Regions from separate parts of the Homo sapiens genome. Here region 1 is linked to region 2. A link is a loop called in an ENCODE intact Hi-C map of the cell type or tissue named here. Cell type or tissue: CD4-positive, alpha-beta T cell. All regions are shown on one strand. Links, peaks and the distances in the headings refer to the core of each region. The heading gives the core; the rest is flanking DNA.

Region 1 (15,768 bases), core at 3,496-11,495, 950 kb before region 2:
CACTCATTTCCCATTTGCACATTATTTGTTCTTTAGATTATCTTCTTCCATCTTTCCACTTGCCACAATTCATTCTGTACGTTCCATACATATTGGTGCATAGCAGAAACAGTAATCACCAAGAGAAGCAGCAATGGTGCATCTTTGGCATGTGGTTTCTAGTGCCAGGAGCAGTTATTTCAAGCAGATAACACATGATATGATCTACTAAGATATGAGCAGAACTTCTTAATATTCTTGTATGAAAATCGTGGGAAGAGGCGGAAGTGCTGAGATCCTATGAGGAGTGATATTTGAGTAATTCCTATAAATGTGACCAATTTATTTTATCCCACAATTTCGTAAGGCCCAAGAATCTCTGGTTTATTAGTAGTAAAGGACTTTAAAGAATGAATATTAACACAGTCATGTAAAGAAACTTCTTCACTCTATAAAGGCTTAGCAGTTTATTCTGTTCAAACTGACCATCTATGAGAAAATATCCAAAGAAATGAATGTCAATTCATGTTTCTATGATTGTCAAGAAATGAAATAATAAGAAATCAAAATTTTGAATTCCTGATGCTCATACTCAAGTAATCTTCTTTAAAGACCACAGTGTCCAGGCATGTCCTTGGAAGGACAAATTACTGCAGGTTTCCTTCAGAGCTCCATTTATTTAAGACTCTTTCTCTGAATTAACCATATAACCATCAGCTTTGGCTCTTTCATAGCCTGTCAGCAGATGAAAGAGGGCTGAGTGTGATCAGAAACAGGTTTGAATGGTTAAATATGTGCAACAACAATGGCATTTTACTATACATATAGCTTATAGACTGCTTTTTATTTAACACTTTTCCTGGTCTCTTTCAGTGTTAAAACTATGTAATGATATTTACTGATAGTATTTCATACAGAATTATTTAACCACACTTTTTGATTTAGTCATCTAATTGGTTTCCAGTATTGTTTATAACATGTAATATGCTACAAATAATATGCTTGAAAAGAAATCATTTTCTTTTTAAAAAAATTATGTCCTTGAGAAAGATTGTGTGTACTGTGATTTTGCATTCCAAAATATATACATGTTGATTTTTTTTTTGCTTGGTATCCTTCCTGGACTGCACAAATATTTCTTGTCACTTTTTCCACACATAATTTTTCTACATAAAACATTAGAATTATTTGAAATAACTGACCACCTAATGGAAATAAGTACATCAGTATTTTAACATGTAGTTTTTATTCATTAGCAATTTCCAACATTTTTAACACATTCCTGTCTTTTGGACATCTGGGTTTATTATCTTGTAAATTATCATTTCCTTTTTCGATTTTCTATTGGAATATTCATATTTTTTCCTAAATGTATAGACCTATTTACATAAATGATGCTAACCCTTTGCTATAATATATATTAAACTATTTTATCCATTCTTTGGTTTAATTTTTCCAATTGTTTTAGAAATAAAATCTGTCAATATTTTACTCTGCAGTCTCTGCCTTGATGTCTATGTACAGTCAAGGCTGTAGAAATACTAGGCTCTGTAAGGATTGAAGCATGCATAAATTCAATGGGTGATCACAAACAACAATTCTGGTGCATAAGAAACACGACTTGAGAAGGGAGCTATGGAATTATGGGCAGGGATAATAACTATCTCATGTTTCACTTGAAAATTTAGTGGCAGAAAATAGGTTATTAACTTTGCAAGCTCTCTGAGTTTTCCTTTCTTTTTATTTTAGACCAACAATGTCTCCCCTAAAATGCTTGTGTGTTGGGGGGGGGTGGGGGTTAATTTTTCTTCAATCCATTAACTCATGTGATTCTAAAAATAATAACATTTTTGCAGACAAGATCATTAAGCCCATTTGATAAATATTAAGGAAAAAGAAAAGCATAAATATGTCTCCTAGTATCATAGGCAAGTTATAGACATGTCCATAACCTGATTCAGGTCTTCACTTCACATCAGAATCTGTATTGTATGATAACATGTGGTTTTCCCTGTTACTCTTTGCTGAATACGTTGGCTGATGTAAGAATCATCAGTGAAGTTTTTTTAATGACATTAAGTTTACCATGAAATAAAATTCATATTAGTTTTAATACTTTGTTATTTCCTCATAATGTACACATTAAACTGTACATTATAATGTGTACATTATGAGGAAATAACACAATACATTTATTACCAATTTTACTATCATAATATTTTAAAAGCAATTTCAGAGAACTAATAGTTTGTAACATTAAGCCAGAATTATTATTTGATTCTGAGGTATCTTTGTTAAACCCTTGATATTTCCATTGGAAAAAAGAATTGAGTTGGGCCACAATGAAAGGAACACATATATGTGATTCTAACTCTATATTTAGTTATAAAAATAGTATCTGAGAATGTTGGCTCATATCATTTAAGCATTTTACATATGTCCAACCATTTTCATAAACTTGGTAAAATAAGATGTATACATTGTAGACTGACATGGTTCGGATCTGTGTCCCCACCCAAATCTCATGTCGAATTGTAATCCCCAGTGTTGGAGGTGGCACCTAATGGGACGTGATTGGATCATGTGGGCAGAGTTCTCATGAATGGTTTAACACCATTCCCTATGTGTTGTTCTCATGATAGGGAGTGAGTGAGTTATCATGAGACCCGGTTGTTTTAAAAGTGTGTAGCACCTTGCCCCTCTCTAGCTTGCTCCTGCTCTGGCCATATAAGACATGCCTTCTTCCCCTTTGCCTTCTGCCATGCCTGGAAGTTTCCTGAGGCCTCCTCAGAAGCAGAAGCTGCTATGCTTCCTGTATAGACTTCAGAATTGTGAGCCAATTAATCCTGTTTTCTTAAATAAATTATACAGTTTCAGGAATTTTTTATAGCAATGTGAGAACAGACTAATACATAGACCTATAAGATATGGAAAGTGGGTAGCATGTGTCATTGATGTTTTACAAACATAGATACAAAGGCTCAGACAATTTAGTGACTTGCTTAAAACCAAACTTAGCTACACGTTTGTATGATTCATCAAATTCATTCATTACATATTTATCGAGATCATTGTATGTGTCAAGCACTATTCTACCACAGGGGGCATAACTGTGGGAAAAAAAAAAACTAATGAAAGTCACCTTGTGGGTCATAAGTCTACTGTTAATGGTGAGGAGGAGAGCAGTAAATACATGTAAAATATGTTTATACTTATATTTTGCATGTATCAATACATATAAAAATGTATGATCTTACAGTATTTTAGAAAGTAGTAAGTACTAGAACAAGGTAAGAGAAATTGGGTGTGCAGGCAAGCTGCAAGGTCATAAAGAGTGGTCAGAAAAACCTCCATAGAAATTCTAGAATGTTAGCAAAGATTTGAGGATGAGATGGAGTGGTGTATAGATATCTGAAGGTATCTTGAGGAAGAGCAAACAACTGAACAGCCCATGTACTGACCCTTAGGCTGGAGTGTGATGGTTTTGCAAGGAACACTAAAAAGTAAGCATGGACAGAAAAAAGCACATTAGAGGACAATCATAGAAATTAAGGATGGCATGTTAATTGTAGCCAAGTTATGAAGGGCTCCGTAGAATTTTTAAAATTCGTTTTATATATTTAATAAAAAGAAACACATACTCAATTTTAAATAGATTTTGGGCTCATGGAACTTGTGTATATCATGTTCGACTGGATCCAGGGGCTCAAATTATGCCAGCAATTTTTTTTTTATGTTTTCTTCACTGTGATGACACTATTCTCTACTTGTGCTATTTGAATTGCTCCATAAATCTTGAAGATGGCTACTTGCAGCCTTTGCTACTAGTTTAACACCACCAGTTAAAAATAGATTTCCCCCGGTGATATTATGCCAATACAAATGAAGAACCTCAACCAGCTTTGTTTCATCATTTGTCAACCCCTAAAATGCTCATTATTGTGAGACAGAGGTAGTGCTACAATGTGAAAAATCTAGATTTCATGATAACTTCTGTAGCTCAGGTGAGAGGCTTAGATTGATAGTTTACCAGAACCACATCGGATGGGGCCGATTACTTTCCACAAAGAAAGGGATGTCGATGAAAACAAGTATCTATCCCTGCTTTAATGCCTAGTAAATGGAGTAAAATCATACATATCTTCTGATTTCAAATCCTGCTCTCTTTCTTTTTACAAGAAGATTATTTTGGTTGTAAACTCCTTAAATCTCTAGAGTTCTAATTCTTTATATTGTTGACTGGTTAGATATCTCCTTTATGCGACACCATTGCAAAATCTTGTGTGTCCAGGTTCTTTCTAAATCACATGCACAACTACGTAAGAGGAGCTCTCAGTTTAGAGTGCAAACATAAATAGCACTACTCCTCTTCCTGTAGTCTCAAACAAGTACTCAGAAAAGCACTCTCTATACCTACAATAAAAATCTGAATAGTGTAGCATTGAACTCTTTGTGGAAAAGATACATAATTCTTTGAAAAAATACTCCAAATTTGCATCCTGTAAGTGAAACTGTACATGATAATGAGTTGTTAACCTTGAGTTCTTTTTTACCTGTAGAGGGGCTATGAACGGGCCAAGGATAATGGTTATATGGTTGATACAGAGAAAGAGACTTAAATAAAAGGGACTCTAGAAATATTCAGTAATTTACCCTTTCAACGACTTTCCTGGATACTTGTCTTTAAATAAAACGATTTTATAGCATGGTGTTCTTAGAATGTGAGTGTTAGCAATCCTTTGGATGTCACCCTATATTTGGTGGATACATGCTATCTGAATTCATTTGTGTGGCATATTTAAAATTAGTCACATTCACTTGGAATAGGGAAAGTTAGGAATATATTCCGTCAAATTTACCTTAGGCAACAGAGGACTGGAGGAAACTATTTCTCTGAATAAACTACTTCTGTCTACATAAACGTGTGTTCCAGCTTTCTTCCCTTTTGTGTCGTTATATCTGAAAAGAAGAGCGAAATCGGGGCAATGCTGAGCTACTAACTAGTATTTAGATTGGAAATAAGTATGAACAGTTTGTTAGTTAAAGGAGTTTATTTAACAAGCCTGAAGATTGAAATGAAAAGGCAAAAGATTGAATTCTTTGCTGTCTCCTAGCATATATCTTTCTGAATCACCTAAAAATGTTTAGTTACTTGTAAATTCTGAGATGTCAGCTTCTACAATGCTACTTTATTGGCAATGCAGAAACATGGGAAATACTATAAAATATTACTACCAACCCGTCCCTCACAAATTTAACTTTGTCATTAACAGATCTCTGAGTGATGTACTTTTGTGTCCAGAATTGGGAGGGTTCTTGGTCTCACTGACTTCAAGAATGAAACCAGAGACCCTCGTGGTGTTACAGTTCTTAAATATGGTATGTCTGGAGTTTGTTCCTTCGATGTTCAAACGTGTCCGGAGTTTCTTCCTTCTGGTGGGATCGTGGTCTCGCTGATTTCAGGAGTGAAGCTGCAGACCTTTGCAGTAAGCGTTACAGCTCTTAAAGGCAGCGTCTCTGGAGTTGTTCTTTTCTTCCAGTGGGTTCGTGCCCTTGCTGGTTTCAGAAATGAAACTGCAGACCTTTGCGGTTAGTGTTACAGCTCTTAAACATGATGCGGACCCAAATAGAGAGGCACAGCAAGATTTACTGCCAAGAGCAAAAGAACAAAGCTTCCACAGCACTGAAAGGCATGTAAGGACGGTGCTGCTGCTGGCGCAAGTGGCCTGCTTTTATTACCTTATCTGGCCCCCACCCACATCCTACTGATTGGTCCATTTTACAGAGAACTGATTGGTCCATTTTACAGAGAGCTGATTGGTCCGTTTTACAGAGAGTTGATTGGTCCGTTTTGACAGAGTGCTGATTGGTGCATTTACAATCCTTTAGCTAGACAGAAAAGTTCTCCAAGTCCCCACCCCAACCAGAAGCCCAGTGGCTTCACCTCTCAATGGCACTCACTGCCAGACTTTGGGGTACCTAGCCCAGGCACTTTGGCAGTGCAGAGGGAGCTTGTGCCCCATCAAGGCCAGCAGGCACTGGCTGGCAATGCCTAGTGCGGGGCCGCTGAGCGGGCGCCCACCCAAAACCTGTGCCAGCCTAAGAGCGCCCAGTGCAGCCCCGGCTCCCACCTGCGCCTCTCCCTCCACACCTCCCAGCGAGCAGAGGGAGCCGGTTCTGGCCTCCACAGGCCAAGAGAAAGGCCCCCACAGCACAGCGGTAGGCTGAAGGGCTCCTGGAGCGTGGCCAGAGCAGAGGTGGAGGCCCAGGAGGCGCCAAGAGCAAACGAGGGCTGCTAGCACGTTGTCACCTCTCAATTTGACCTGTATTAGTTCTGAATACAATGACAACCAATTTCAGCAAAGAACTCAAGGATATATAATAGGTCACACCATGATTCATTCAAATGCACACTAGGCTCTGGGATTTCTTAATGGAATCTTGTCTTTATTGATTTCAAAGAGATCTAGAAACTTAATGACTGCGTGTTTTGTTTTTCCTGTGTTCCAAATTACTTCAGGTAATTAAGATTGCAAAGTAAAATACTTTGAACCATCACTCTTCTAGCTGCCAGAGAGGTATTCATTAGTTTGCATTAAATCCGATTGTATTTGGAATCAGCATCACTTTTATCAGTAAAATACCTCCCTTTTTGCATCAAATATTGAATAACTTCTTTCTCTAAGACAGGATTTCTCAAGCTTGGCACTATTGATATTTTGGGCTGGGTAATTGTTGTATGGGTTATTCCATGCATTGTACTTAATATTTAGCAGGATCCCTGAACTCAAGCCACTACATGTTAATTTAACTCTTCCCCCACCACACACACACACACACACACACACACACACACACACACACACACACACACGAGTTATGACAACAAAATTTCTCCAGATACTAAATGTCCCCTGAGAAGAAAATCACCCAGGTTGAGAACCATGACTCTACAGCAATGGCAACTGTCATAAAAGGTGTAGTCAAAAATTTTTAAAGAGAAATGTAAAGTTAAATGTTATGTAGTCAAATAACCCCTCCTATTGCAGATTACTAATTTAAATAACAGAAAAGCTTATGGAATTGAGTAAGGTGACACAGAGCCAGGATTTAAACTCAGCTACCTCAAATTTCTATCAAATGCCTTATAGTTATTCACTATAAAGAAAATAAAATATTGTAGAAGGTATAAACCCAATTATATTTATTTGTTGACATACTTTTTAAAATTATATTTTATGCAAATTGATATATATCTTAGCAGTTATGCATTTATGTAAAGGCTTTTATATTTTTATGAATGAACTTTTCCTTGTGAAAAAATATTCAAATAAGTTGCTGGCTTTGATTAAAACACAAATGTTAATGCAAACCATATCAGAAAAGAAAAAGAATACTTATCATTAGAGCTTGATTAATGACTCAATCATATACATTGTAAATTTTTGATTAGAAATATTCCACACTAAAATAATTATATTAAAAAATTGTTTTTATAATATTAGGAGAAATAAAAAAATCATTTGGAAGTTTATCATTGTCCCTAGTGTTTTGTCTGAAGGAGATTGCTAGTATGCGTGTGTTTGTACGTGTGTGTGTGTGTGTTGTGGATAATCAGAATTGAAATATAATTTTCCTCCTGAATCAATTTTCTAAATGTGTTATCTTTACAATTCAATTACATGTTTAAAATGCACTACTACACTTCTTCTTAGGTTTCTATTGCTACTGTAACAAATTATCAGAACTTTAGAGGCTTAAAAAGCACAAATTTATTATCTTCCAGTTTTGTAGGTCAGAAATCCAACACAGGTCTCACTGGGCTAAAATTAAGGTGTCAGCAAGGCTGAATTACTTTCTGGAATCTCTTTTCCAGAACGTAAAGTCTCGGTGGAATCTCCACTGAGAACTTTTACCCTTTCTAGCTGCCTAAAAATTATTTCTTAGTAACTCCTGTATTATTTTCACCCTCAGGAGATTTTGCCCTAACTGCTGTTGGGGGTGTTGGATGATGATTCTTTCTGGTTACTTCCTGCCAAAAAGGGGCGTGGTGTGGGGGTACAGCAGTTGGGGCTCCTCCTGAGGTTGGTCTAAGGGTTCTCACAAGATTGGTGTGTCCATGTGTGGCTCTGTCTGCAGCACCATTTGGTGTTTGATTGCTTTTAGGCAAAAAGAGATAAATTTTACAAGAAGGTTTAAAATATAAAGTTAGAATATGAGTATTAAGATTATCACTGTTAGTGGGGATACTGTAAACCTTAACTATGACAATAGTTTGATACCTGTTAGTTACACCAATGGATTGTAATACCGGTCTGCCTCCACTAGATGTCATAGTACACTACAAGAAAAGTTAATATAAAAGTAACATTTTCCTTGAGAAAAACACATTTTGCCCCTTGACTTGCCACTAGGGGATAATTTTAGGCTTAGGCCTTTTTTATAACTTGTGATATGATTAAGAGAAAAGCAGTATTAGGTGGCTAAAATAACTTTAGTGTCAATCTTGGCAATTATTTCCATTTAATTATTAAATTCTTACATGATTTTCACAGACCCTCTTAAAACATATTCAAACTTTCTGACTTGTCCTAAACATTCATCCTTAAAACAACCAGTCATTTCCTTTTAGGATGAGAATTTACTATACAAGATCCTTTCTTATATAAAATCTCTCTTTTATAACCTTTCCATAGCTTAGAGTGCACCATATTATCAATCTTCAGTAAAAAGTCCTAGCAAACTTAATGATAGTAAAACTTTCATGGTTACTTCTTGATTGTAACTAGTACTCCTGCTACAGGCAAAACAAACTTGACTAAATCCTTCCTGTAATTATTAATCCTGCTATAAAGATGATAATTAGGCAAAATATTACAGCCATGAGAATTTTAAAACCAGAATTCCACATTGTGGGTACCACAGTGTATAGCTTTATTGCAAATCATAGCGTGACTATAACAATTCCCATAAAAGTGGCATAGTAAATAATTTTTGTTTAAAACTTTACTTGCCAAGATATAACATTTCCCTTGGGGGATTTATGAAGTTACAAATGCAATTCCATGTATAATTAAAATCTCTCTGCAAATACGCGTTACAAAGAAGTTCTATTATTTGGCAGAATAATTATATTAAAATAAATTATTTTTATAATACTAAGAAAAATAAAAAAAATTATTTGAAAGTTTATCATTGTCCCTAGTGTTGTGTCTGAAGGAGATTGCTAGTATGTGTTTGTGTGTACGTGTGTGTGTGTGTATAGATAATAATAATAAAGGTAGAAGTAATAAAAAGTATTTGTTGAGGTAAAGGAGTGGGGCTGAGTAAGATGATTGTCCCTCACTCAGTTAGTTATCTTTTATGATTTTCAGCCTAAGATCTTCTGTTTCTCCACATTGATATTCGAGATGTTCCTCTGGGCTGTCAGGGGTTGCTCCCTCAGGTCTTCAGGCATTGACTTGAGTGTGATGTATTCAGAAGTTGATACCTGTAACGTTTACTGCTGAGGGGGTTGAAAGAAGAACTGTATAGGGCCCTTCCCAGCTTGGCTTAAAGAAGAAGAGAGAGAGATGAGTTTTCACTAATACGAAATTTCTTAGGTTAAGTAAAGGTGGTCCTATTTCTTGGGGTTGGGCTTTTTCTAGATGTATCAATTCCTATTGAAAGTGAGCTAGAGAGGGTAGATGCTTAACCAAGTTAGAGGTTTTCTGCCTGAAAACAACCTCTGAGCACATTGATAAGTTTTATCCTTTCCTAAGTGAAAAGCTTGGTGAAGGAATGTAAGGACTTTCCATTGACTGGAGGCTGGCAAATGGAGTTTGCCATCCTCTGACTGTAGCTATCCTGAGTTATGAGAAGTACACCCTTGAGAAGTGGCTCACTCTATTTCTGCAGGGGAATAATGAGGTTTAATTTTTCTTATGGAGCCTTCCTTGATTAGGATGGCTTGAAGTGTGTTAATCCCTTGAGGCTTCCTTGCCACCAACTTAGCTGCCTGATCAGCTAACCTATTTCCTTTGGCTACTTTATCTGTTTCCTTTTGATATTCCTTACAATGCATTCCTGCTATTTCTTGTGGAAGGAAAACTGAGGATAATAGCCTGCTAATTTCCTGGTAATATTTTATAGTAAATCCATTAGTGATAAGAGAATGTCTTTCCTTTTAAATGGCAGCATGAGCATGAAGAACTAAGAAAGCATACTTGGAGTTAGTATAAAAGTTAGCTACCTTTCCCTTGCTTAATTTGTGATCTTATAAGAACTTTTAGTGCAGCTAATTCAGTGCTTGTGTCTGGGGAGAGACATTTTTTAGACGTTATCCTGCCTTATGTATTGCTTGCTTTACTGGCTGTTTGTTTGCTAAGGATCCTCCGTCCACTCCTCACAGCCTGTTTACTACTCTAATGAGCAGAGCTTCATGTGCTTTTAGTAACGGCAGTGATGAAGATGACCTCCCTCCAGACCTGGCCGAGGCAGTGGGAGTGACCACATCTACAACCACAAACACCACAACGGCCGCCACTCAAGTCTCCATGCCACTGCCGTCCCCCAAGGTCCAGAATGTCAGCTCGCCTCACAAGTCAGAAGGCCAAGGCCTGCTGTCCCCTGGGGCCAAGGTATTGGGGGGTGGAAAGCTCTGGTGAGCAGCCACACTTGCTGGGAATGTGGGGTGTAAACAGGTAAATTATTTCCTAGGGTTAATTTGGAGGCTTTTCTGATGAGTAGAGCTACTGTGGCAGTGGTTTGGAAGCATGTATAAATAACAGGTCCTCCTAATTGCAACTAAGAGGCTGAGAAAAATATTGGATTGGAGTTTGTCCTGAGACGCCCCTTACAGTCGTATTATGGGAAGAGGGGAGGTCTAAATTAGAGAGGAGCAAAGAGAGACAGACAGGCACTAGTGTTCAGAACGAGGTCTACTTTCCTTCCTTCAATTTCCAGAATTACCCAGAGCTCCTGTGCTGTAATGACACTTTAGCCACCGGAGCCAGGATTTGAGCCCCAAGACCTATCAGTCCTGCTGGAATCATCGGTGAGACTGGTTCTGTACTCAGTGACCTCTGCCTTCGGGGGCAATTTGATATCCAGTGGCCTACACTTCAGGCTGGACCTGGTCAAGGTGGCTTCTTCTTGATGTTTGGGCACTCCTTCTTAAAATGCCCTGGCTCGCCACACTCATAGCAACTAACGGATGCACCTGGGGTATCCTGGACTTTGCAAACTTGCAAAGCGGCTATTAGAGCCTTTGTCATTCTCCTGAGCTTCCTCTCTATCTTTTAGGCCTCCTCCTGGTCCCTATTATAAGAGACCAAAGTGGCCACCTCAAGGAGGTATTCCAAGATGCTATCTGGTCCTATAGCTTACTTCTGTAGTTTCCTTCTAATATCGGAAGTTGCCTGTGTAATAAACTTAAGCTTTAGAATGAGCTGTCCCTCAACTGAATCAGGGGATGAGGAGGTGTCCTCTTTTAGTGCCTCTCTCAGCCTTTCCACAAAGCCTGCAGGATTCTCATCTGGCTTTTGGTCTATCATGGACAGTTTAGAGTAATTAACAGATTTTGCCCTATTCTTTCATAGGCCCTCTAAAATACATATTAAAAAGTGCTTTATTTTCCATTCATCTGTAGAGCTATTGGGATTCCAATTAGGGTTGTCAAGAGGAACAGCTTCCCTTCCTATTGGAAATGGTGTTTCTGCTATTTCTTCCCTTTCCCTATCTCTTTTCTTCCTTTCTGATATATTACAGGAGGTATATTGCTCATCTCCAAAATTATCTGCTACCTGCAGAACTGCCTGCTGTGGTTAGAGTTTGGTTTAGGAGCAGCATAACATCCTTCCATATGAGGTGAAACACCTGAGTTAAATTCTGGAAACCTTTTGCATACCTATTGGGGTCGTCAGAAAATTGGCCTAGTTCTTCCTTTATTTGCCTAAGGTCCTGTAATGAGAAGAAAACTTGAGGTGTCCCCAAATAAGGGGAATTATCAGATGGTTCCCCCAGAAACTGCCTTTGTAATTGGGGGATTATTTTCTATAGGCTTACCTGTTATGCCTGTTAAAAAAGCTAGGTCGATCTTACGACACTTGCAAAGGTTAGTAAAAATGCCATGCCCTTGTGCGAAATAAAATGAGTCACATTTCTCTTTAAAGTACCGAGGTTAAACAAGTTCCAGTGTTTCAGAGTGCACTCCAGAGGGGTGCAAGCTGAAGATAGTCTGTTACCCATCTAGAAAAAGAAGTGAAAATAAAAGCATCCTTTTAGTCCTTCTTTCTTTCATTGTGACCCAGGGTGGAGCGGGAGGAGAAGACAGTGGGAGCATCCCCCCAACTATTTTCTCTCCTCAGTTCCTAAGTCCCAGCACTGTGTTAAATATTCCACCCAAGGTTGCAGGCGTAGCCTTCCAAGCCATGGAACCAGATGAACTAAGTGATTGGATTAACTATGCTTTACCCACAGAACCTCAGCTTATCTGCCTGTTGTGATCCCCTTTGACTTCCTAAACTTGTGTGATCTGCCTGGCTCCCTGAAAAATGGATCTCCAGAGAGTCTATGTCATCTTTGGTCAAGGCTCCTTTAATGGAGGGAATGTTCTATATTGCCTGCTACTACAGCCTGTGCTAAAACATTTACCCTTAGCAAAATGGTTCCAGTTAACTTCTGAACTTAAAAACTTCTTACTAATTAACTACTGTTCCAACTGGAGACAGAAATGAATGTGGGGACCTAATGACAATTTTCCTGCTGATGGTGAGAGGTGAAGCCAGCTGGGCTTCTGGGTCAGGTGGGGACTTGCAGAACTTTTGTGTCTAGCTAAAGGATTGTAAATGCACCAATCAGCGCTCTGTGTCTAGCTAAAGGATGGTAAACGCACCAATCAGCACTCTGTAAATGGACCAATCAGCACTCTGTAAAGTGGACCAATCAGCTCTCCGTAAAATGGAGCTGATTGTGGGTGGGGCCAAATAAGCGAATAAAAGCTGGCCACCCGAGCCAGCAGTGGCAAACCGCTAGGGTCCCCTTCCACACTGTGGAAGCTTTGTTCTTTTGCTCTTCCCAATAAATCTTGCTGCTGCTCACTCTTTGGGTCCACACTACCTTCATGAGCTGTAACACTCACTGCGAGGGTCTGTGGCTTCAATCCTGAAGTGAGCAAGAGCATAAACCCACCGGGAGGAACAAACAACTCCAGATGTACCAACTTTTAAGATCTGTAACGCTCACTGCGAAGATATGTGGCTTCACTCCTGGAGTCAGCAAGACCACAAACCCACCAGAAAAAAGAAACTCTGGACACATCTGAACATCTGAAGGAACAAACTCCAGCCACACCATCTTTAAGAGCTGTAACACTCACTGTAAGGGTCAATGGCTTCATTCTTGAAGTCAGTGAGACCAAGAACCCACTGGAAGGAATAAATTCCATACACAATGAGACAGTATCAGATCTAAAATCTGGTCATGGAGGACATTTTACTCCTAATTGTTGATGGCAGAGCTTTCCTGTTCACAGAAGGATCTTTTCCAGCAGCACGAAAAAAGAGGATTAGAGAACTGCAGTGTTACCAGACTGACAATGTGCCTCATGAAGAGGATTTCTATTTCCACTAGATGGTTATGTTGGCTTAGAAATACCATGTACTCACCAGAGAGAGGATAGAGAGAGATGCTTATTGGGTTACTGCCTGTGGCGATTGCCTATCTTTCCTAAAAGAACTGTTTGCCTCAACTGTAAAAATTTTTGCACATTGCACACACACAGAGAATAAGAGACAAGTGACCACAGAGAGAAAAGGAAGAAAAATTTTGTGACAGGATAGCTGGAGATCCATTACCAACACCCAGATGGCTGACGGAGGCTGGGTTCAGTCCAGACTCCTTTGAAAAACACCAGGGTGTGCCCTGGCCAGAAATTCTCATTTGCTGGAGGACTTCTCACAGCCTAACACAATGGCTAGGAATTCCATGAAAGGAAACTGGTTTGAATAAAGCCTTGAGATTAAAGGACAAATTTGAAGTTCACTCCATACTCACCACTCTGATGTTTCTACCTTCCATTCTGATTCTGATCCCAAACGAGCCCCCAAAATGAAACGGCTCTGTTGTCTGGTGTATATACCCTGGTCCTTGGTCATGCTGGAGAAAGAATTCAGAATACATGTTTTTCAAACTCAACTAATAACATGTTTAAAACATGATCCTTTTATTGTAAGTTGTAATTCAATAAAGTTGATTAAGAATATCCAGCTTTAGGTATCTTTATATGTTTGTGACGTAAAAATATACACAATTTTTTGAAAGTTTCTGTTGAGATCTGTTAGAAACATGAAAATAAATAATGTCTTACAAGTTTAATCAATCTTCATTGCTTACTGTAAAACTTTCACAATTAACTCAAATTAAATATTGCTTAATAAAAAAATTCCTGTTTTTATGTAACATTGTTTCCAATCCTAATAATTCATTTTTACATTATTTAAATCTTTATCTAAATAGTTCTGCTTTGTATTTTCATTATTTTTCTAACTTTTATTTTAAGTTCATGGGTACATGTGCAGGTTTGTTACATAGATAGTTAAACTTGTGTCATGGGGGTTCATTGTACAGATTATTTTGCCACTCAGGTATTAAGCCTAGAACCCATTAGTTATTTTTCCTGATCCTCTCCCTCCTTTTACCCTCTACCCTGCAATAAGCCCCAGTGTGTGTTGTTTCTCTCTATGTGTCCATGTGTTTTCATCATTTAGCTCCTACTTATAGGTGAGAACATGGGGTATTTGGTTTTCTGTTCCTACATTAGTGTTCTAAGGATAATGGCCTCCAGTTCCGTCCATATTCTTTCAAAGGTCATGATATAATCGGTGGCCATTTAGATTGATTTCATGTCTTTGCTATTCTGAATAGTGCTGTAATGAACGTGTGCATACATGTGGCTTTATAATAGAACAATTTATATTCCTCTGGGTATATACCCAGTAATGGGATTGCTGGGTCAAACGGTAGTTCTGTTTTCAGCTCTTTGAGGAATTGCCACACTGTCTTCCACATGGTTGAACTAATTTACCCTCTCACCAACAGTGTATAAGCATTCCTTTTTCTCTGCAATCTCACCAACATCTGTTATTTTTTGACTTTTTAGTAATAGCCATTCTGACTGGTATGAAATGGTATCTCATTGTGGTTTTGATTTGCATTTGTCTAATGATCAGTGATGCTGAGCTTTTCTTCACATGATTGTTGGCCGTATATATGTCTTCTTTTGAAAAGTGCCTGTTTATGCCCTTTGCACACTTTTTAATGTGGTTGTTTCATTTTTTTCTTGTCAACCTGTTTAAGTTCCTTATAAATGCTGTGTATTAGACCTTTGTCAGATACGTAGTTGCAAAAATTTTCTCTCATTTTGTGGGCTGTCTGTTTACTCCATTGATAGTATCCTTTGCTGTGCAGAAGCTCTTTACTTTAAATAGAAATATTTATATATCCTAGTGCTTATCATTTGTCAATTTTTGCTTTTGTAGCAATTGCTTTTGGCAGCTTCATCATGAAATCTTTGCCTTTTCCTGGGTCCATAATGGTATTGCCTAGGTCTTTCAGGGTTTTTTAGAGCTTTATGTTTTACATTCAAGTCTTTAATCCATCTTGAGTTCATTTTTATGTATGGTGTAAGGAAAAGGTCCAGTTTCAGTTTTCTACATATGGCTAGCCAGTTATCCCAGCATCATTTATTTAATAGGGAATCCTTTTCCAATTGTTTGTTTTTGTCAAGTTTGTCGAAGATCAGATAGTTGT
Region 2 (14,884 bases), core at 6,885-14,884:
TCTAGTCTGGTTCTTGTACTGCCCTTCCCCAAGGAATAAATCTAAACTGAGGACAATCTTGAGGACCAGTGTGAGGAGTCTGTGACTCCAGACATGGGGAGCTCCTTGACAGGGGTTTCAAACATAGAGTTATGATACTTTTACCGGGGTGCTAGCTATGGAAATGGAGACAAATGATCAGAGACATAAAAGATTTCGGGGAAAGGATCAGCCAAATGCACTGACTTCTGTGTGAAAGACTAGGGGAGAAAAACTAAAGCTCATTGAAGGATCTAAGCATGTAGGATTAGAAGAGGGTTATGCCATTAACAGAAATAAGAGATTCGAGGTAAAAGGCAAATTTTCCAGGACAGCGATAAGGAGTTCTGTTTCAGAGAGTGAATTTGAGATGATAGTTGAATGGAAATGCACAGCAGACAACACGAAATGTGAGACATCAGGGTTGGAGATAGAGATCAGCAAAACTGATGAGTCAAGTGTAGGAATGCAACTGATCTTTGATATGGATAAAAATCAAGGGCTAAATATGAAATCTTGGGGAATTTTCTGCATTTTGGAAGGGGGACAAGAGCCATTTAAGGAGATGGAATGGGCCAGAGAGGTTAGAATAAAACTAAAAATATCATAGCTTCAAAGTAGAAGAGGGAAAAGTTTCAATGATCTGGTACTGAACATTGGCCTGTGCAAAGACAGCTACATGAATAGACAAGACTATTAGATTAAGCAATTGCCATTTTGGTGTCATTTCAACGGAGTAATTAGAATAGAAGCTATGTCCATGTGAGTTAAAGTGCAAATTAACTAATAAAGAAACGACAGAAGTCTATGTCATATTTTCCGTAGATGCAACAGTGAATGGAAAGAAAAGTAACATAATTGCTTGAGTGAACACTACAGCTTGGCTTTGAGATCAAGTAAAGGGTGTTTGCTTTGATTGGGTTTTCCCAGAGGGCAAAGAATCCAATAAACTAAATATGGGCTTTCATGAACTAAGATCTCAAATATTTCAGGAAGAATCACCAGTGGACACAAACTAGTGGTGTAAATGTTTATTAGACTTTATAATTCAAAACATTCCAGGATTATTCTTTCATTTTACAATTTAGAGTTTCCAGATGGTTAGGCCAGGGACTGCCATTTCCTGTAGGTGGACTGAGAGAGGACTAAGAGAGGGAATGAGACCAGTCATTTTATTTCCAGTTTTCTCATGCCTTTTTTTCCCCCTCTGGCTTATCTTTTATGCTGTTTAGTGATCCTCTTTGTGTCTTGAATTTGTCAGTTCTGAATTTTCATTGCATCTTGGGCACTTATTCCTGCATTAATCAATTAACAGTTTGCTTTGAATATTACCCAAGTTAACAAATGTTGTTATTCTTCAGAGACTTTTGGAAACTCCCCACATTCCTGTGGTTCTAAGGTTATCACACAGGTGCCAAGTCACACACTTAAACGCCAGTTCACAAAGACTAATTAATACCTTTGATTAAGTGGCTACATTGAGTTTATAGTCAGTAATTTTTCCCTCATACAAACCAGTTGTATTTATAACAAAATTTAAACATCATTTTACCAATGGAAAAAATGTTATATGCGATACAAATTTCAAATCTAATTCATTCTTAAGGTGCAGTCACTAGTAACCTGTTGTGTGTCTGTAACATCTTGAGCAGGTTTCCCAACCCTAATGAATCAGATTTCTTAGTAATGTGCAGAAATTACATTTTTTAAAAACATATCCCTCCCTTTTGTCCAGTGCTTCTCTTGCCAGCATTGGTATGTCATCTGATGTTTCAGAAATTGGCTTGGCTTTTTTTTTTTTTCTTTTTCTTGAGAGAGTCTCACTCTGTCACCCAGGCTGGAGTACAGTGTCGTGATCTCAGCTCACTACAACCTCCACCTTCTGGGTTCAAGCAATTCTCGTGTTTCAGCCTCCTGAGTAGCCGTGATTACAGGCATGCACAACCATGCCTGGCTAATTTTTGTATTCTTAGTAGAGACAGGGTTTCACCATGTTGGCCAGGCTGATCTTGAACTCCTGACCTCAAGTGATCCACCCGCCTTGGCCTCCCAGAGTGCTGGGATTGCAGGTGTCATCCACTGTGTCCGGCCCAGAAATTGGTTTATTTTATAGTACAGGCTTCCCTCGGTGTCCATGGATTGGTTCCAGGACCTCCCATGGATACCAAAATCTGAGAATGCTCAAGCCCCTGATTTAAAATGACAGTATTTGCCTATAAGCTATGCACATAATCCTGTATACTTTAAATTATTACGTCATCTCTTGATTGCAAATAATACCTAATACAGTGTGAATGCTATGTAAATAGTTGTTATACTGTATTGTTTAGAGAATAATGACAAGGAAAAAAGTGTACATGCTCAGTACCCATACAATTATTTTAGCGAGTATTTTCTATCAGCAGTTGGTTGCATCCATGGATGTGGAACCCACAGATACAGATGGGGCCAATTGTATTTCACAAAAGGGCTATCCATATTTGAAGTGAGAATGAAAGGAGCCAGTATAGAGGAAATGATTAAAGTGACTACAGGGAAAGATACTATTTGAGTCAGCGGTATCTTGACAAAGGGTGGAAGGAAATGAGAGTAACAGCACAGATGTGAAACTCAGCCTTAAAAAGGAAGAGATAGTCTTACTTTCGAAACAAGAAGATGAAAGGACTCTGATGTAAGAGGGAAGGGTATGGGATGTAGTATTGCTAGGTTCCTTTCCCTGCAACTTCAGGTTGGTTACATCACTTGCTGAGTTGTATGACGGCCACCTAGGAGGCAGTTCAAACAAGGACAGCAAAAGAATACAGACTAAGAAGAAAGAGAGGAAAGTCTTACCAGTTAACATCAGGAGCTGAACTGAAATTGAAATGAAATGCAACTGGACATGTTTAGACTCATTTTCTTTCATTTACAGGGTAAGATTTGAGTTAATGATACTTTTGTTTTGTCGTTGGTAGTAGGCTTGATCCTGGGTGTTTTTTTTTGGCGGGAGGGTGTTGGGGGAAAAAGAGAAATCCTCCATCCTGTTAATGGCTTAGAAGTGCATTTTACTGAGTCTTTCTTCATAAAAACGATATTCTGAATGTTGGTGACATTCCTTGGCCAATCCACATAAAGACAGTCTTATAAAAATCTTAATTTATCTTTGTACATTTTCATATTATAGCTACTGTCTTAGGTTTATTGAAATAGGTACATAAGAATGGTATAAAATGTCATAATCTCTAGGTTAGTCTCAAAAATCTCATTACTTCGTTTTCGTTCTCAACCAAAGCAAGCATATTTTTCTGGACAGTTTATGGTAATGAGCCAAAATGGTGCCAGGCAACTTCCTTGGGACAGAAAATCAAAACTCTAATACAAAGTACGAAGTTCAGAGAAGGAAGATAGTCTTTAAAAGAAAATTGTTTCAGGTGGAAGAGATAAGTCAAAGAGGAGCATTTATTAAAACAGAGGCATAACTTGAGATGTGGGGCCATTAAAAAGAAATGTTGTGTTTTTATGAAGATCCATATAGCATTGCTAGCTTTCCAGGTGGAGAGCAAGGACCTCCACTGTTTTTTCTACTAAAGCTTTATTCCAACTTCTTCTAACCCTTTCTTCCCCCACTTTTAAAGATATTTGGGATTTGTAGTGTTCAAATTGGGTTAACAAACATAAAAGGATGTTTTCTGGACATAAAGGAAATTTGATTTACAGACTTTTTCCAGGATTTGTTAATAAACAAACGCTGACATCTTAGAATAAATTAAGTATCAATACTACACGAACTGAATTTAATATTCTTTGTGTTTTTTTCATAATTTAAAACAATTTAACAAATTTCAAAATGTTTAATGAAAAAGTTAATAAAATTCTCATATTTTTGTACATTATTTAATGTAAAAATTACTGTACTTCCTACATTGTATTTGAAAGTATATAATGCCAGACACAGTCGCTTAGGCCTGTAATTCCAACACTTTGAGAATGTAACAGCCAATGTAGTGAAACCTTGTCTCCACAAAAAAATGCAGAAATTAGTTGAGTGTGATGGCATGCACCTATAGTCCTAGCTACTCAGGAGGCTGAGATGGAAGGATCCCTTGAGCCTGGGAGATTGAGGCTTCAGTAAGCTGCGATTGCACCACTGTGCAATCTAATTTAATCTCTTAAAAAAAAAAAAAACTGTATACCCACCACATATTATCTTTCTCCTGCATAGATCAGAAATAAAGCAAGACACATAAGGCAGTAATTCCTAGGGTTAAGTGATATAAAAAGTACTATTAAAAAATACGTCTCTGCACAAAATTATTTTTAACACCTAGTTTGCATTATAAAGGCATAAAAGCTTTATACACTTTAATCGCATGAAAGTTTATTAACAAATAACCAGGATAAACTACTCATTGCTTTTTAAAGAAATATGTGTTTGCTTTTAAGAATATGAAGAAACAGGCTAATTTCAGTTTTTAGGCAGAATTGGGTGATGAGAAAAAATGTATTCTCACTTTTGATATATGACTTTCTTTATATTTTGTAAGATTTTCTTTGTATATTTTTTCTATAGATTTCTCTCCTATTCTGTATATGGAGGAAAATAATTTGAGAAAATGTTAGTTTCTAATATTTTCAACATAAGATTAAAAAATAAAAGTTAAACATGCCATTTCAGTAAGTTATTTAGAAATATTTCATTTTTCAGAAATGTTGCCTGCATGGATTTAATTTATAGTGAAGTGTTTTGTGTGTGCTATTTATAAAAAGAGTCTTTACAATGTAAACTTTTATGCTCACTGTAAAATCATCTGTGTTTGTTTATTAAACATATGTCACTTTGAAATGCTGTACTTTGCTGTGGGATACATTTTAGTTTAATTTTTATCGCCTCTTTCCTCATCCATGCCAAGAAAAAACTGAAAGCTTGACTTTATGTTTTTGCATCAAGGCTTGTTTCTAATATGAATATACTGTGTACCACATCTTATTGACCTCAAAAAAAGAAATAATATAAACTTTACATATATTACATTTACACTGCCCTCTACGACAGGATAGAATTTATATCTGGAAATATAAGATATGCCAATACCTTGAGTTTTTCTGTAATTTTTAGCTAATTTAGTGCCTCTTGCAATTATTTACAGATAGATTAAAATTTGATTACTTTAACATTAAGTAGCCTTTTGGATATCAAAGTTTAAGATTAAATACCATCATTGTGAAGTTTCACTGATCTGTTATGCTCCCTTCACTGCACGTAATGAGGTACTTGTTACTCATAAGGCTAAGAATCCTCTTACTTTACTCTTCTAAATAGGCTTCTTCAAAGCAACAGTGTACCTTAGACTAAACAGTGAAACTCTAGATTCTAGAGTGTAGATACATTCAAAACACCAAGATTAAGGCAAAGATGCTAGCTCTTGTCATTTGACATGAAATAGAAATAAAAGATACAAATATAGAGAAACAAAAAAATTACTGATAATTATTCCTTCTAAGTGTAAAATCCTGAAGAGTTAAGTGAAATATTATTAAATTCTTATTTTTTCATTTTACAATAGAGGATATACTTGTTAAAAATGATTTTATATAGCAAGAATGTTCAGATATGAAAATAAATTATAATAGTGATTAAAAATATGACAGAAATAATCTTACCAGAATATACATGAGATCTGAGGATGAAAACTACAAAAGAAATTAAAACTTGGCAAAAAACATTCTCAAGCTTATCTGGAGGAATAAAGTGATAAAGTTTAATAAAGTTAACAGGCTGGGCGCGGTGGCTCACACCTGTAATCCCAGCACTTTGGGAGGCCGAGGCAGGCGGATCACGAGGTCAGGAGATCGAGACCATCCTGGCTAACACGGTGAAACCCCGTCTCTACTAAAAATACAAAAAATTAGCCGGGCGTAGTGGCGGGCGCCTGTAGTCCCAGCTACTCAGGAGTCTGAGGCAGGAGAATGGCGTGAACCCAGGAGGCGGAGCTTGCAGTGAGTCGAGATCGCGCCACTGCATTCCAGCCTGGGCGACAGAGCAAGACTCCGTTTCAAAAAAAAAAAAAAAAGTAAAAAAAAGAAACAATGAAGGAAAACTAGCCCTACAAAACACTGAAATGTTTAAAATGCAAATATCCCAGCGTAGTAGGCCGATCAACGTAACATAGAACCTATAAATAGGTGCTTTTACATGTAGAATTTATTTTGATAAAGTTACGAATAAAGGTAATAATGTGGGAAGCAATAGCCTCCAGTAATGCTGAAGCAACAGGATCTTAGAACAGCGTTTGCAAAGTGTGCTCTACAGAAAACTATGATAATAGAAATCAAAATTTAAAGTGTCCATAGTCCAGTCACCTTGAGAAACTCTGGGATAAAATTGTGTTTTTTATAGCAAAATTAAAATAATGTGTGCTGTGATTCAAATGGGCTATATGATATGTTTTTTTAACACAGAATGAAACCAAATCAGAGTGTCTTGCAGGATTCAGGTTCTTTGGACCACACTCTGCAAAACACTATGTTAGAAATTTAGTTTTGTCCCTCTCCCTCCCACTGGACACCAAAACAGCAGTTATATCTAAAATGTGAATTCATGAAAATGAATGGAAATTTGTATTTCTCACATCTCTAGAAGAAAGCTGTCTCCATGAATGATGTTAAAAAGGGAGATATTGACATATTTGTATGAAAGTGGAGAAATTGAGAATATGAAAAAATAAGCAAAATGAAAAGATTTGGGAAAGACTGCTGCAAAAATAACAGAGGAATAATATGCAGTTGATTTATTTTTTATTTTTTATTTTTATGTTTTTTGAGACCAAGGCTGGAGTGCAGTGGCACAATCTCGGCTCACCGCAACTTCCCCTCCCAGGTTCAAGCCTCAGCCTCCTGAGTAGCTGGGATTATGCGCACTCGCCACCATGCCTGGCTAATTTTTGTATTTTTAGTAGAGACAGGGTTTCACCATGTTGGCCAGGCTGGTCTTGAACTCTTGACCTCAAATGATCCACCCACCTCAACCTCCCAAAGTGTTGAGATTACAGGCATGAGCCATCGCGCCTGGCCGCAAATTGATTTTAAATAAATGAACTTAAACTCTTAGAAGTAAATAGGCAATGGACATGTTCACTAGAAAGGAATGTAACTAATATATAAACATAAGAAAGGCCTTCAACACTCATCACAATCACACTGAAATTCAATAAATGATGTGTGTATTATGCACAAGTCAATTTCTTCATCTTACTAAGTAGCATATGTAGTTTACATATGCTGTTTAAGAAAGCCTATATAAGATAGCCAAGAAAATCTTTATGTTATATGAATTAAGCATCACCTTCCACTCTGCCGAGCATAATACTGATTTTGAGATTAGATGTTTCACATTCATTCTTTCTCTTCCTAGTTCCCATTCTGTGATGGGGCTCACACAAAACATAACGAAGAGACTGGAGACAATGTGGGCCCTCTGATCATCAAGAAAAAAGAAACTTAAATGGACACTTTTGATGCTGCAAATCAGCTTGTCGTGAAGTTACCTGATTGTTTAATTAGAATGACTACCACCTCTGTCTGATTCACCTTCGCTGGATTCTAAATGTGGTATATTGCAAACTGCAGCTTTCACATTTATGGCATTTGTCTTGTTGAAACATCGTGGTGCACATTTGTTTAAACAAAAAAAAAAAAAAAAAGGAAAAACCAACCTGCATGGCCTGTGGGTTATTTTGGTCTTGTAAGGATCCATTTCTTTAAAATACTGACATATAGAGTTGTACCTTATATAGAATATAGTTGTATCTTGAAGTCAACATATTAAATTATTCTCAAAATTATGTATTTGCAGATTGTACTTGTAAGTTTCAAAGAAAAATTACCATCTTTTCATATTGACCTGGAAACTAAATAGGATGTGATTCAGCTACATTAATTTCTTAATACAATCTAGGAAAGACCTGTTGTAGCCTTGATTTTCTTGACATTGGTAATGACACTGAGAAAATATGGCTTCTGTTTTTCACCGTTTTCAATCAAAATGATTGATAAATGTTATTCTGTTTAATTTCATAAGTCAGGTCAATAATAAAGGGGTGGTAACTTCCTCATATTTATCTTCACAGATATTTAATGAAGATGGATCCATTAAAGGAGCCAATAGTGAAAATTTAGTTAAAGGTGATATTAGATTTAAATTAGTCATGAAGAATGTCTTAAAATCTAATGTTCCAGAATTCTGGCCCAAGGAATGGTAAGCACTTGAACTGAGGATTTTGAAGGAATTGGAACATATAATGTCAAGTCTTTTGATCACTAAGCCACATATCCTGACAGAAATAGTAGTCACAAGATTAGATCAAAGGCGTGGGAAGATTTTTTTTTTTCCCACTCTAGCTAATCAAGCACATGGCTTTTAAATTGTATGATCTTTTTCTTAAAAGCAAAAATTTGAAGACAAGTGTTTGTTTATGTAATATTCTTCAAAGACTCCGAGCAGAAACATTGCATTCATTGTTGATTCAGAAAAAAGAAAATATAAAAACTGAAAATAATTAGCAATAAAAGATTTAAGACAAATAGTTCATAAATATTTTTAAAGAGATTAGGTTTTTGAATTTCATAGGTTAGAAGGAAAATCATGGCAAAATTTACAGAAAATTGGGCAAACAATTGAAATTGATAAAGCAGGTAAACATCATCATTTATTTTAGTATACATGAATTCTCAGTAGTAGTCAATCACAAATTTCTACTTGCTAAAATCCATTTACCTTGACAGGAATCAAACCTGACAGCAGCATATCCTATGTAATATATGATCATGGCTATTTTTAAATATGTAGTTTTGTGTATTACTGTAGATAAAAGTTGGTAACAAAATTGTACAGTGGTTTTAAGAAGCCCATGTAACTAACTTGGACATGTCTTTAAGTCACATATTCATCATAAAATCTAAAATCCTACAAACTGATTCTATTAGATTCTTAGGGTAAATTTTTTCTTTGCCCACCTCCTTCTTTTTAAGATAAGTATGCATGTCAGCAAAACAGAGCAATCATGCTTTTAAAGATGAACTGTTTTAAAGAAAAATAAATGCATCAACTCCCAGTGTTTCTGATAAAGGGACATCCTTCTAACTTAACAGACTATTCTTTATCTTGAATTTGAAATTATATTGTTAGTCATGCATTTTTGTAATGTCAGGGGGAACCTGGTACCAGTTCTCAAAACTATAGGATTATATGAGTGTGTGTATACATATGGCAAAATTATAAATGACCACCTTACTGTGAAATATAGATCTTGAGCATTTTGAAAGGCCAAAATAATTAGGTAAATGTATTTTCAAGGTCATGTTAAAATGTTTACATGCTTTTGAACTAGCATTCATTTATGATTAAAACCCTTTTCAGGTTATTTGACCTAAAAACCAAAGTGAGTGTGGTTAGGTTAATATGAGATTTTTTTACACAAAAATCATTGTGTGCAATTACTGTTCTAGCTAAGCACCTTAATGCTTCTAAGTGCTTTTCATTTCGTTGAGGCAAGACAAGTGGGGCTTTCATCTTTTTTTTCTCTATGTCATTTATATTCTAGTTATTTCTGAAGAGTGTACTAGGTTGAGAAGTTTCTAATGTGAAAAATCTTGTTCATCTGTTCATGCAACAGACATTTATTAGGCATCTGTAGACCATATAATTGAGACAGAGAAACATTTTGGAGAATTAGAAGCTCACACTATTTATGGCATAGGTTATATAATTATGATAATTTATGATTTACTTTCTTGACAAAAACAGCTACAACCATGTATACCTACTATTTCTCCTACAAAGTAGGTGAGATTTTTTGATTTTACATTAGTTAGGGAGGTTTTTGATTTGGTTTTGCTTTAAGATAGGCATTGACTATAGCTTCTGATTAGCAACACACAGTATTTTGTGCTTGGGTATCTGTGAGGGTGTGTAATTCTAGTTGTCAGAAGCTGTGCTTTTTCTCCTTGATTTTAATACTAGCTGACCTCAGGCAAAGCCACTCACCTCTCAGCCTTTTAAATTGTGAAGTGAATGGACTAAATGGCATTTTAGGCAATTGTTCCCATATTCTAGGCCAACAGTAAATATTCAGCTCTCCTCAAAGGAAAAATATAAATAATGCTGATAGAAAGCTCAAATTTGATTTTTTTATTATGATTATTTCAGCTCTTATGGTATTTAAGTGTCTTTTATGAAATGTTGATTGTAGTAGCTTGGCAAAATAGTAAGGTGGCAGCCCAATGTTGATCCCTACTTTTTTTTTTCACTGCTCCATGGAATTTAAAAGTCTGGGAACCACTAAGCCAACATCCTATCTAAAGTTCTGAGACTTATTAAGGTATTAAAGTAACAGTTTTATTTTGAGATTTAGCTTGTGTTATATGGAATTTTTCATTAGCACAATGTGTTGAGGTGAGACTTCATGGAAAGTTACTGTAAAAAACAAAAAAAAGTCCTTACTTCCATTCAGTTTACCATCATGGATCCAAACTAAGGGTAAAGCCAATACATCCTAATATGTGCCCAACCCATAACTTTAAATGATTAAATGAAACACACAACAGGGAGATCTATTGTTAATGTGTTAACCAAAATTGCCAGGAATTGCCCTAAAGGGGAAAAATTGTTTAATCAGTAAATCAGTGAGGAAATACAAGATTATAAATTAGAAGTGTTGCTATGGTGTTAGCTCTTACATCCCTGAACAACAAAAAAGACAGTTCAACCCCAAGCATGGAACAGAAAAATGCTGAGCTTAGAATGTTGTCAGCTAGATATTGTGTAAAATAGATGTTCTCTTTAATACCTGTGTCTCTGTGGATAATGTATTTCTAGTTCTTCCATCCTGTCCCTTACAGATAACCAGAAGTCAATTCATGTTAATATTTTGTTCTTTAATTGTGACATCGTTTTCATTTGTAAATATGCAGCATTATGTAGATTCCCAGCTTTTTCATTTAAAATAATTTCGAGCATTGCCCACCTGCCTGAATGCTCATTACTGGGAGGTAAATAATTTTTCTGCTGGTGATACTGCCTGCCAACAATTTCATAAGCAGTGGTTTATCTAACTCATTATACAAGATCGACATGAGATACAGACGAGAGATTATGTCTCTTATGGCTTTATCATCAATTAAACTTAGCAAAGTCTGTTAAATTTATTTCAGAGTCTCCCAGCTGTGAAAAGTAGAGTTCCACTTATGTCATCCATATCTGCACAGTAATCTTTTTTTTAATCCTAAACTTTCTTAACAGGTTTCTTCTCCTTATTCTAGACAATAATGCTATGTGTTTTCCTTGAATACCATGATTTTAAACTTTTAAAATGTCTCAGCCTTCATCTTTCCAATGCAGTCTACCCTGTAGCCTTCACATGAACCTTCTATATCTTTTCACTTTCACATCCCTCCCAGCAAAGAACATTTTGATCATTAGTTAAAGCAACCTCACCGCTTTCTCTTTTAAAACTGTTTCTCTTAGAATCCACAGGGAAGCTGCATCTAGCACAGAAGCTAGTATGATTGGCTTTCCATTGCTAGTTACTGCTTTCAGCCTGACCCTGGATGCCACCTAGTGTTGAGTCTCTGATAATGAAAATATGAAACCATAAATTACATTTCATAATTTAACAATGCCATCTAGTATATGCATTTGGTATATGTCCCTGAACTTGCAGTACCTTTGTACTCCAAAAAGTTCGGTCACTTGCAGCAGTTTACATTTCTGTGACTCCCTTACGCTTTTGGCATCTGGTTTGGAAAATAATTATAACGTTCAAGCACTCACCTTTTTTAATCCCTGAGAAAGAAAATAATTTTTAAAATTTTGATTATTACAGTAGTCTCAGTACCCAGAACAGTTACAAGTACATAGCAGATGTTCAGTAAATACTTGTTTAATAAATAGATTTGAATGCACGATTTTTAAAGGATACAAAGGTAACTGCCAAGAAGTCAATATTTTGTCTTGTTCTGCCCCCAAACCTGATTACCTTTTTTTTTTCATATTTGTTTACATCATGTATTCTAAATTTTTGAACATGGCTTTTAGGAAAATGTACTGAATAGCTCTTATTCTGACAAGATTGGCTATAAAGTAGTCTACCTAATCAGCACTTCTGTGGCTAAACTTGTGGTATAAAAACCAACCAACCAACAAAACTGCTATCCAAGTCAGCTTGTTTTAAACCAGTGTGCACATGGTGTATCATACATAACTGGGGAGATATGTGGTACTTGGTTATTTCAAATCTGGCCAGTGCTCTGGGAGAAAGCTGCTATAAAGACAACTAAAGTTTCTAGTGTTTGTCAGCCTGGAAGTCCTGGTGATTGCCCTTGGGGCAATGTGGGGACAACAATCATGGAATTCTAAGTCAGACTTAAAATCAGATCCCTGATCTGCCCCTCATTATTTGAGATCTTGAAGAAATTATTCTTTCTAATGGTTAATTTTATGTTGCAATTTGACAGGGCTACAAGGTGCCCAGATATTTGTTCAGACATTCTTCTGGGTGTTTCTGTGAGTGGTTTTGGATGAGATTAACATTTAAATCAGTAGACAAAGTAAAGCAGATTACCGTCCCTAACATGGGTGGGCCTCATTCAATCCTTTAAAGGCTTCAATAAAGCAAAAATGTTGTCCTTCTCCAGGAAGAGAGAATTCTTCCTGCTTGACTACTTTGAACTGAAATAAGGAATCTTCCTGGATCTCAAGCCTGCCTACTTTCAGACTAAAACTATAACATCTGCTCTCCTGTGTCTCCAGCTTGCTGACTCACCCTGCAGATCTTGTCAGCCTCCGTAATCACGTGAACCAATTCCTAATAATCTCTCTCCATCCTATTTACTTTTTTATCATGTAAAAGGGAGATTGTCCTTACCCTTCAAGCATTAGAGATAATGAATTTAAATATCTATCACAGTATCTCGCACATAATATAGACTAGCTTAGCCTCCTTAGCCTAAAATCATGTCACTTGCTAAAAGTAGTACAATGATTCAGAGTTGTTTCCTACATAATTTTAATATGGAGAAATGATTGAACATTGGCAAACTTGTTAACCTCCTAAAACAATTTTGGAAAAAGAAAATTTTTAGAACTTTTATGCATGAGAGAAAAAATGACCATTTTATAGTAATTTCTACAAATAATTATTGTTGGCTTAAAGAAAGAAACTGAGTCAAAATTAATATAGGCAAAAAGTTTACCTGGGCCATATTTGAGGACTGCAACCCAGGAGACACAGATTGAAGTTGCCCTGAAGGTATACCCTGATTAGCAGCAGTTACAAGTGGGTTTTTAAAGGAAAAAAAAGTGTGTATGGTGGGGGTGGGGGAAAGGGGGGGGCAGTAGTTCTTACATTGGTTCATTGGTTCATTAACCATAATAAGCTATTGATGGGCTATACATCGTTCTTCCTATTACAAATTCCAGTAACGTGAAGATAACAGGTAAGGGTTACATTGTGTAACTTGTGATAACATTTTAGGTAATTTATTAGCTAGTCTGGAAATTACAGGAAAGGAAAGGAGAAACAAAGTGCCCTTAAAAAATTGCCCCCAGGCATGAGTGGGTGGGTCTATTAGTCTGTTTCCATATTGCTATAAAGTACTGCACAAGACTGGGTAATTCATAAAGGAAAGGCTCAATTGACTCACAGTTCAGCACCGCTGAGGAGGCCTCAGGAAACTTAAACTCATGGCAGAAGGTGAAGGGGAAGCAAGGCACCTTCTTCACGGGGCAGCAGGAAGGAGAAGTGCCAAGCAAAGGGGGAAGAGCCCCTTATAAAACCATCAGCTCTCCTGAGAACTCACTATCGTGAGAACAGCATTGGGGAAATGACCCCCATGATTCAATTACCTCCACCTGGTCTCTCCCTTGACTTAATGGGGATTATGGGGTTTACAATTCAAGATGAGATTCGAGTGGGGACACAAAGCCTGACCATATCAGTGGGTAAGGGTGTGATTGAAGTCTCTTATTCCTGTCTCTCGCCTGATTAATTCTGCATACCTCACATAGCTCAGACTGCTCTGAGTTACTTTTCTTTCACATTATCGAGCACCTACTGTTTGCCAGACTGTAGGTAACAAGACGGAAACAATTTCTGCCCTCATGGAGTTCATCAATACACATACACACATCCCTCTTAGTAGGAGAAAAGGCTAGTGTTAGAGACAAATAAAAAGGTCCTTATTAATTAATATGATTAGAGCTATGAGGTGAGAGAGTGAAGTACAAAAGCTATATAAGTACAAGGGGCATAAATCTAGAACCACCCATGTCAGGGCAATAAGAATTAAAAAATGAGTTATGTTTTTGAAGGGAAATGGAGGCAGCAAGTTTCAAGGCTTGGAGACCAGTTCAGAGAAATACACCTTGCCCTTTCCACCAAGATGGATGTGATTGGTTCCACCACTTGTTATGTCTGCAGTGTGCCTTCCGGTAGAATAATATCATTAATAGTTTTTTTTCTCTTGACTTTTAATATGCAAGATGAAATCTAGTTGTCACTCCTGACTCAATGTCAGGATTAAGTAGTTAGAAGAGGCAGCTCACATTGCCTTGGCCAAGACTTAAAAGGTCTTGTATTCAAATGTAAACCAAAAATAAAACTAAGCCTCCCAGCCCACTAAATGGACCCCCTCTCAGCCAAAGTGATGCCAAACAAACATGAAAAACCAGATCAGGTCATGTTGGGAAGTGGGAACTCAGATATGTCTCATTATATCCTCTTCCTTTTGGGGTTTAGACACAACAAACCAGCATTAACATTAAAATAGAGATCTTAAGACTGACAGACTTGGTAGCAACAAGACATGAAATTCCAGCCGGGTGCCATGGCTC

What was found. Peaks named below come from ENCODE experiments on the same cell type or tissue, not always from the same donor. Only the 100,000 strongest peaks of a DNase experiment are listed, where the experiment ranks them.
Region 1: a loop joins it to region 2, with 38 times the contacts of the local background. A loop is called at or near these places in 6 of 110 quality-filtered maps.

What each region holds. Positions count from the first base shown.
Region 1 is chr10:57,330,968-57,346,735 of GRCh38, forward strand. LOC105378313 (a long non-coding RNA gene) reads right to left here. Exons shown (of 6, transcript XR_001747453.1): 5 at 14,014-14,115. Among named protein-coding and RNA genes, the nearest start is that of MIR3924, 34 kb to the left of the region's middle. In CD4-positive, alpha-beta T cell, for the core only: a CTCF peak has its summit at 8,305; no DNase peak of the experiment used is centred there.
Region 2 is chr10:58,280,153-58,295,036 of GRCh38, forward strand. CISD1 (CDGSH iron sulfur domain 1) reads left to right here. Exons shown (of 3, transcript NM_018464.5): 3 at 7,409-9,434. The coding sequence ends at 7,498. Among named protein-coding and RNA genes, the nearest start is that of CISD1, 18 kb to the left of the region's middle. In CD4-positive, alpha-beta T cell, for the core only: a CTCF peak has its summit at 11,621 (motif pointing left); a DNase peak (open chromatin) is centred at 11,599.